2 separate regions of the Mus musculus genome follow, and region 1 is linked to region 2. A link is a contact called in ENCODE POLR2A ChIA-PET data. All regions are on one chromosome and are shown on one strand. The core of a region is the stretch at or near the end of the contact, and the rest is flanking DNA. Distances in the headings are between cores, read along the strand shown. Region 1 holds the start of Ccar2 (cell cycle activator and apoptosis regulator 2). Region 2 holds the start of Bin3 (bridging integrator 3).

Evidence for each region. ChIA-PET counts read pairs that join two places held with the same protein, here RNA polymerase II (POLR2A).
Region 1: POLR2A ChIA-PET joins it to region 2 with 15 read pairs in Patski. The contact joins the promoter of Ccar2 here to the promoter of Bin3 in region 2. POLR2A ChIA-PET finds 5 or more read pairs at or near these places in 2 of 5 experiments (Patski and embryonic stem cell).

What each region holds. Positions count from the first base shown.
Region 1 is chr14:70,151,302-70,155,714 of GRCm38, reverse strand. It overlaps Ccar2 (cell cycle activator and apoptosis regulator 2), which reads left to right and starts at 1,924. Exons shown (of 21, transcript NM_146055.3): 1 at 1,924-2,088; 2 at 2,958-3,051; 3 at 3,251-3,342; 4 at 3,744-3,835; 5 at 4,040-4,154; 6 at 4,312-4,413. The coding sequence starts at 2,994. 9930012K11Rik (RIKEN cDNA 9930012K11 gene) reads left to right here. Exons shown (of 7, transcript NM_001112735.1): 7 at 439-1,310. The coding sequence ends at 547.
Region 2 is chr14:70,097,023-70,101,471 of GRCm38, reverse strand. Bin3 (bridging integrator 3) reads right to left here and starts at 1,379. Exons shown (of 9, transcript NM_021328.4): 1 at 1,276-1,379. The coding sequence starts at 1,283.

The DNA.
Region 1 (4,413 bases), core at 675-3,174, 54 kb before region 2:
AGGAGGCAGAGGCAGGCAGATTTCTGAGTTCGAGGCCAGCCTGGTCTACAGAGTGAGTTCCAGGGCAGCCAGGGCTACACAGAGAAACCCTGACTTGAAAAAAAACAAAACAAAACAAAACAACCCCCCCAAAAAAAACCCAACTAAACAAAAATATGCCCTATTTGTTGGTGAAGAGACAGAAGATGACATGAGATTGGGAACAGTGGCTTTCCCGAAGCCACTACCAGATTGTGGGCGGCATGTTCATCCTCACGTGTCAAGCCCTCACTCCTTACCACTGAAATTTAGGGGCTGGTAAGGTAGACACACAGGCAAAGTATTTTACTGTAGGTGAAGTCTGTCTGTCATGGTTGGCAGCTTCTCCTCAGGAGGTATGCAAAGCTTCTTGTCTGTTTTCTTTCTCTTCTTGTCTAACTTTCCTTTGCTTTTCTATAGGATGGAGTTTAGAAACCTCTCTGACAGGACTCCGTGCCATTCCCAACGGAAGACCTTTATACCAGCATTGGTGGTTAAGAAGCCACGAGCAAAAAATCTTTCTGTATGACCTCTTGGTGTACCTGGTGACCTTGGGAAGAAGTCCCTCACATTTTGGCTTACTGCTGCTTCTCTGCACTGCCAAGAAAAGCTATTGGTGCTTGCTCCTCTTCAAGGTGAAGGCCAAATCCATCTCTAAGCATCGAAGCAAGGAGCCCTGGATCCCCAAGAGGTTCCTGAGTGCAGTTCCAGCACTCTTCCAGGGCTCTTCCTCCTCATCAGAAATCTCTGGGCTTAGGCAATGTGAATTGACTTATTTATCAGGTGCTCATAGAGCATGTTTAGTATGGGAGTGTGTCAGCATGTTGCAGATGTAAGTTTATGCAATCTTTGTTGGACTTCCGTCTGCCCCATCTGATGGAATCATTCGTCCAAAGGGTTGGTGTTTGGGGTGTCACTGGAAGGATGGCACCGATCTTCATTCCACAATGAACAGTTACTAATGTGGACTTCTAATGTCTTCCTCATACCTGAGACGGCAGCCCTAGGACCAAGAACAACATTGCCTTGGGTACCTTTGTAGTGAGTCACGGCTCTGGAGTACAGCCCCTGAAGGCTGAATGAGGGATGGGGGGAAGGTCAAGAACATTGAGAGGAACAACACATAACTTGCAAGGTCAACTCTAAGATGCTGTGTTCTATCCTGGAGTTTAACCATAGCGAAGTCTCTTAATTTCTGAGCCACAGCTTCCTACTTGGGACCATGATACCCACCTTACCTACCTCATAAGCTTGTTAGGAGGATGAAGTAACATTAAACATTCTCAATGTGTGCTGTGACTGTTAAATGACCTGGGAAGGGTGTGATGCTGGAGGCAAACAGGAGTGGGGAGATGGGAGGCCAGAAGTTAAAGGAAGGTGTGTGTGTGTTCACTGTTAATAGTTGTGAAAATAGCCACATTTCTGGCAAGATTTTGGATAGAGCCACTTCATTAAGATCGTGTACGTTTCATATTTGAGAGTCTGGGTATAGATTTCGGATATGCTTACCCCTTGCTGATGGTGCAGTCAAGAAAAGGACAGGAATAGGGATGGGGGTGGGGTGGGGTGGTCATTGGCTTTAGTCAGAAGACTATCCCCTGGAAATGGACCCCCAGTAGGCACGCTCCTCCTCTAGCCAATGGAGGCCCTGCTTCTTTTGTTGCTGTAGTCTTGGGGGTTAGTAGAGCACAGCAGGGTGTGTAAGTGGTAGTCCCCTTCCTTGTGTTTGTGGGAGTGGGTCCAGTTCCAGTCATTTTGAGACCTGGAACCAATGGTTCGAGCTTACTTTTCTGATGGGACACTTGAGAGAGGACACCACCGAGCTCGGCTTCCGAAGGCATTATCGGATCTGGGAAGGCGCACTTCCGTTCCACAGTTGGAGCGGGATGGCAGGCTGGTGTGGGGGAAGGGAGAGGTCGATGGAGAAGAGGGAGGTACCATATCCGGGAGAGTGGCAGCTTCCGACCAGTGGTCTCTCTTCCGGAGAGGCGTTTCCGGTGGTGGTGGCAGCGGCGGCTGCGGTGGTTCCGGGTGTCTTTGTCCCCCTGGTGTCGTGGCCCTGGCCCGCAGGTGGGTTGGGGGCCTCCTGCTGCGCCCCCGCCTCTCCGTCTCTCTCGGGTGGCGAGGCTGCGGGGTCCGAACGGCGAAGATGCGCCAGTCGCGGAAAGAGCCGAGCCCCTCTGGACTGCAAGCTCCGTCGCCCTGGCAACGGCCTCGGCCCTGGGGGCGGGCGGGAGGAGGAGAAACCTCGCGCCGTGAACCTCCCACGGTGGCTTCTCGGTGGCCCGGCCCGGAAAGCTCTGCGCAGGCGGCTGCGGAGGCCGGAGCCTAGGGTCGGGACCTAGGAGGAGGGAGCGGCGTGCAGGCCGCTTGGCGAGGGCCGGCTGGACAGCTCCCTTCCCACCAGCGGGTCCTAAAGACGCCTGGCGGGCTTCCGGGGAGAGGGCCCGCATCACCAACCCGCTACTCGCACCTTTTATTTTTATTTTTTGCCCCGGCCCTGCGTGGAGTGTTCTGGCGGATGTTTTTGAATGAATGAATGTCACCGGAGCTCTTCCAGCCCCTCACTCCTCCAGCTTCTCTAAGGGGTGCCAGTGACATAGTGAAAGGAGTGCTAAGTTGTTGGGAGACCTGGGTGTGAGTCCCACTCTGTCACTACCTGGTTTTGTGGCCTTGGGCAAGTCTCCGGATCTCAAAGCTCCAGTTTCCTTGTCTGTAAACCAGCATGTCACTAGCACCCACCACTAGGTTATTGTGAGAACAAACTGGAGTAACGTTACTACCAATTTCATCTCCTCTACATCCTCTCCATTCTTCCATTTTAGGACCCACCTCTTCACCTTAAAAGCTTTACTTAAGATTTTCTATCCCCCCTCCCCCTCCCCAATAGATGGAAGTTTTCCATTGGAGCTGCTAACTTCTTTCTGTTTTGATTGAAGGTTTCCCCCCAAGACCTTGAAAGGACAGTATTCCAAATGTCCCAGTTTAAGCGGCAGAGGATCAACCCACTTCCAGGGGGACGCAACTTCTCAGGTGCTTAACTCCTTACTGGTTACACTCAGAACATGCTCGAGACTCAGTTTCAAAAACTATGGCTCTTGGGTGTTTTTCTGAATGTCTGAGTAGCTGATTGGAGCCACCTAGACCTCTGGGTTTATAAGATCCTCTGGCTATCTTCTAGTGCTTCGGGTAGTAGGTGCAATTCCTGGAGATTGCTTCTCTGTCCCCATAGGCGCAGCTTCAACATCTCTTTTGGGCCCTCCCCCTGGTCTACTTACTCCTCCTGTGGCCACAGACCTGTCCCAAAATGCCAGGCACCTTCAGGTATGTTGGGTGCTCTTTCTAGCGAGTTTCCCTTTGGGGCGACCCTAGTATGTTTGGATGCCTGCTGTGTGTTGTTTCTTGTGTTACAATGGTTTTTTGTTTGGTTGGTTGGTTTGGTTTTGTCCTGGTAGTAGGCCAGTGTTGGGGAACGCAGACAACTCTTAGGTTGGGGAATCTTGAATACCTGGCTCCAGAGAGGTCTTGGTGCGGTTTGGATGAAGTCAAGTATTAGCGTCTGTCCTCTTCACAGATAGGCTGTGTGCCCACTGGTTTTCTTCCCATGTGAATTTTCCTGTAATACCACGAGCCGAGTCCCTGTGGCTAGAGATGAGGCCCTAGTGACATAGCATGATTTTGTTCAGGTCACTTCCTGTTGCTTTTGACCTATCCTTCTCTTGCAGAGTGGGGAAAAGCAGCGAGTCTTCACAGGCATTGTTACCAGCTTGCATGACTACTTTGGGGTGGTAGATGAAGAAGTCTTTTTTCAGCTAAGGTAGGCTTGAGGCTAGTCTGTTCTCGGAAAGGTTGTTGCATTTAGTTCTGTCTCTGTGCTGGTGGGCCCCCTCTTTAAAGCCATTGCTTTGCTATCTTACTGCACGGTATGAGAAATTTTGATGGAGAAGGTCTTCCTGGGGGCAGTCAGAATAACTTGTCCAGGGTGCCTCCTGATGGGGCCTCCTGGTTTGTGTGCTGGCAGTGTGGTGAAGGGTCGACTGCCCCAGCTGGGGGAGAAGGTGCTGGTGAAGGCCGCATACAACCCAGGCCAGGCCGTGCCCTGGAATGCTGTCAAGGTGCAGACGCTCTCCAACCAGGTATTTTTCTTAGCATGTCCTCTGCAATGGGGAGGAGAGGAGGAAGTCTTGTGGTCTGACTTTTGGGCACAATCCTTTTTGTTGAGGAGGTGGGATAGATGTCTCTTCATGGTATCAACCTGGGGATCCCCTAAACTTGCCGGCTATTTTCCTCTAGCCCTTACTGAAGTCTCCAGCGCCTCCCCTTCTGCACGTGGCAGCTCTGGGCCAGAAGCAAGGGATCCTGGGAGCTCAGCCCCAGCTGATCTTTCAGCCTCAC
Region 2 (4,449 bases), core at 130-2,629:
GGTGTGTGTGTGTGTGTGTGTGTGTGTGTGTTCTGTTCCCTGCTTCTCCAGCTGTCTGACATTTGTCCACCAATTAACCTCAGTCTGAGAAGCAGGTGGAGGAAGGGGCAGAAGTGGTTTACACTGTACATTAGAAAGCTATCCTTGACATTGACTGACATTAGCTGCTTGTGGCGAAAGCTTGGTCTCCACTGGTGGTCAAGTGTGAAAGCCTTCTCAGAGGGTGTCTAGCTAATTTCATTCATTCATAGCTGATTATCATGCACTTATTTTGCATAACAGACTGGGCTCTGAGCAAGTCCAGCCCCCTACATTAATGCACCTTGGGATCTAAAGAGGGCTGATTAATCTCATACTTCCTTGGAGGCCAATTTATTCATACAAATGCATTGTAAACAGTTAGGAGTTTGAGTGGGGACCATGGACACACAGGCTCTTGGGCCTAATGGTAAAGACATTGACAGCCTTTAAAGAAGCCCTAGGAAGACAGAAAATTTATGACTTTTCATCTGCACGTAAAAACAAAAACAAAAACCCCAGAGCAACAATTAAGGACCAGCTTTTGGGGAAAGAGGACCTTCCACATTAGGCTAATCACAAACAGGAAGTATCCACCGTGAGCTCCCCCCACCCCCATCTGCAGCTGTGACATTCCAGCTCTATGGCTCCTTGGTTTGACGATCCCCATAAAGTTTAAGCTATGTCTATCTTAGAGAGAGGGCAGTGGGGTCACAGCCCTGGAAAGATTCAAACAGTCCAATCACACATTAAATGTGTGTGTGTGTGTGTGTGTGTGTGTGTGTGTGTGTGGTGCAATTCTGATCCTTCCCATGTGAGAATCAACTTTTACATTTTTAAAAAGAATTTCGTCTTTTGAGGCACTGTTAGGTGATGTTATTCCAGTTGTCTGAAAGCAGCTGGATTTTGGTCACAGAACTGTGCCTAGTCTGCCTCAATGAGCAACACAGCTCCGGAGCAGATAAGCGCGGTGTAGAGATGCCCACGGGAGCGAAGGAGGACACTGACTCCACCTCAATGGATAGCTGAGAGAAGAGGGAAGAGGGACTCCTCACGCCAAGGAGGTGAAAGGAAATGCGATGGGAGAAAGGGCAGGCAACAGGGATCAGACGCGGGTCCAAGGCTAAGGGATCCTCCTCGGGAGTCTGGCCGAGAGATGGAGCCTCCGGGAGAGCACCGAGGAGGCTCCCGGAACCGCTTAGGAGCAGGGCTGTCGGGCCGCCCTGGCTCCAGCCGACGCCACCCGGCCTCACTCACCAGCTCATGGTCCTAAACCCACGCCGACTGCCGGGGTCCTCGGTAGAAAAGTAGGTTCTCGAGGATCACTTCCGGATTCGGCCAGTCTCCAGGAAGTGATGAGGGACACGCCCCCTTATGCCCGGAAGAGGCGGGAGGGAGGCGGGCCCACGCGTTAACACTTTGTTCTCTTGTTGTTTGAGGCGGACTTTCTTTGCGGGACGTGGTTGCGCTCCGGCCCTGCTTTTAAGGCTCTGTGCGTAGAACCCATCACGGGCTGCAGTTTCTGTCTGATATGGGGTTTCTAACTCGGAGACACAAGCGGCGACAGGGGAAGGAGCTAGAGGAGACACAGTAGACGGGAAGCTTGCGCTTTGCTCTACACACTTTCGTATTGAAAATGTTGCATGTCTCACCTACATCACCTGGGTCCCCTCCCCCCTCTTCAAGAAGGTTCGGGGTTCGAATGGAAACAGAGTTAAGTGCTTTTCAGGGTGGACTAGTCTGTGAAGCTATTCAATGAGGGAAGATTCAGAAAGCCCGGTGTGATGACAGACAGGTATCTGCAATCCCCGAATTCTGGAGGTTGAGGCAGGGAGAGGTCATGAGTTCGAGGCTAATGTTGACAACATGGCCCATCTGGGCTTCACAATCAATCCAGTCTTAAGAGAAAACAATACACCAAAGCCTAGCAAACAAAACAACAACAACAGGAGTAGAAGGCCTCGGCAATGTTAGGAAAAATCCTAACAAGTTGCTGGACAGGCTGTTAGGGGCCCCTGGAGCTGTGCATGGGGTTTTAGAAGAATAAGATCTAAGCAAACAGCTTGCATTGGGCCTCAGAATTCAGAGCCCCAGTGTACCACAAACTACCTAGAGTTATACGCTGAACCGAGTTTCTCTGCCCAAGTTCCTGCTTTAGAAGCCAGAAACTCAAGCAGAGAGAACCGTTCCAATCCTCTCTCCTGACCTCTCTAGGACTTCGCTTTCTTCAAATGTACCTGGAGGGTTGTAGGCACAGCCAGGGGAGCAGCTAAGTCCCTATGACCTAGAGCAGAGGTATATACAACGTGTCCCAAATTCCCAGGGCCCAGGGGCTCAGAGGAGGAGGAACAAGGGATGGCTTTTAGTTTTAAAAAGGCTTTCCAATAGGAGGTGGCTCCCTCAAGACATGTCACAGACCATCACCATGCTATTTCTTCAGGAAATAAGTAAGCAGGAGCAAAGGAGTGGTCTTGAAGAGAATAGAAGACCCAGAATCCTTGACAAACAGCTGAGGCAGAGAGCATGGGTTGGGAGAGTCTTGCAGCTTTGTATGGGGTGAGATGAATGGAAACACTGTGTGATTGTGAGTCTCTTGGTGTTCCAGCACTTGTGGATGGCTCTGCCCCATTTCCCCCTGCCCCATACTCAGCCTCCCTCAGACATCGTCTGTGGTGAGCAATATTTTCAAAAGTTCTAGCCTAGGACTGTGTATATCGAGAGAAGTCTGTTTGGGGGCTGTTGGTTGGAGTAGCTGACACATTTTGCAGGACAAGAATGGATGAGATCTGGACCAAGGGAAGAACTCAGGGCTCTAGTCCCATCTTTGGCAGCATGATCAATTTCACAAAAATCATGTCCCTTCTCTGGGCCTTGACTCCTCATCTATCAGAAGTGGGGATGGATAATACTGCTGATGAATCCCCTCTCAGTCAATTTCCAAGTGCACTGTTATATTAGTTCTCAACCTCCCTAGAGCTTCAACCCTTTAATATAGTTCCTCACGTTTTGGTGACCCCCAACCATAAAATTATCTTTGTTGCTATTTCAAAACTGTAATTTTGCTACTGTTATGAATTGTAATGTGAATGTCTGATGTGCAGGACCTGTAAACGGGTCATGACCCATCATAGCTTGAGAACCACTGATCTAGAGGCTCTTGGGAAATGGGACAGAGAAGAAAGACCTTGGAACAGAGAGGCAAGCCCAGAGAAACGAGCAGGTCTGAGCAATTGTTGATGTCTGAGGGTGAAGCTAAATCTGAATCTTCAGGGAGAGCTGAGGCCTAACTGGGGCTGTTTGTTTATTGCCCACCTCAGACTTTAACATAATCAGCAGGGTCTTCTAGGATACTGGGGAGAATGCTGGCTTCCTAGGGTTTGCCTGGGAAGTGTCTGGAGGTCTCTGAGGTTAACATAGCCTTCCTTCCTTTCAGCAAGTAGGGCCTTAGGTTTAGGGTTGTGTATACCTTGAAGCTTCTCTCTGTGAACTTCCCTGTGAGGTAGCATGCACACATCTAGCATACATGGTCTGCAGGACTGGAAGCTATATCTTGCCTTTCTATAACCAAAGGGCAGTACAATGCAGGCTGATCATGCCTCTTTGGGGATGGAAAGGAACAGGGTCAGTTTAGAAGTAGAGGCTGGGAGTTGGAAGGGCTTCAGGTAGAGGTGATGCTCCCGACTGCAAGCCTAGTTAGTAATCATTGCTTCTTCCCCAGATGGCAGATGGCAGGGGTCTATTTGATGAACAAAGCTATTGAAGAACTGATCTACTGTTCCCCTGACCTCTTCCCCAGAGTCTTTAACTCAGAAACTTATGCACAAATGCTCCCCATGGGGCCTTGTCTCAGAATATGTTACATCTTGCTTTGTCCCAGGCTTTCCCATATGAAGTTTAGGGCTGGCTAACTCTTTCAGGAAGCCCTGAGAGGCTCCTGAAATAGACCAAGATCCAGACTTTCAATGTTCTCCATGGATTCCTCGTCTTGCTTCACCATGCTTTTCACTTGCTTAGAAGGGTACCACTAAATCAGGGTTCCCTGAGAATTCAAGAGCCAAGGGCATGGAATGGCAAGCAAAGGTGGCAGAAGACAAAGGTGTCAGAGTAAAAATTTATGGAGGATGGGAGGCCCACATTGACTACTTAAAAGTCAGAGTGAAGGGTCATATCTGAAACCAGGCTGACAAACAACAATATGGACTAGGAATACCCACTAGGCCTTGACTCTGCTTCCAAGGGGTTGAGAGCTACTACTTTCTTCCAATGGGCTTTATCTTCCTTGACCACAATGTAAAGACTCCAGTCTAAATCAGGTTTGACAAATGAGTGTCACACCATATGCCAATTTTGATTGTTTATTATTAGCTGCCTTGAATACTATATTGAGGATTCTGGAGACTCACTCTGTGAGTCTGGTGAAGACATACAGTG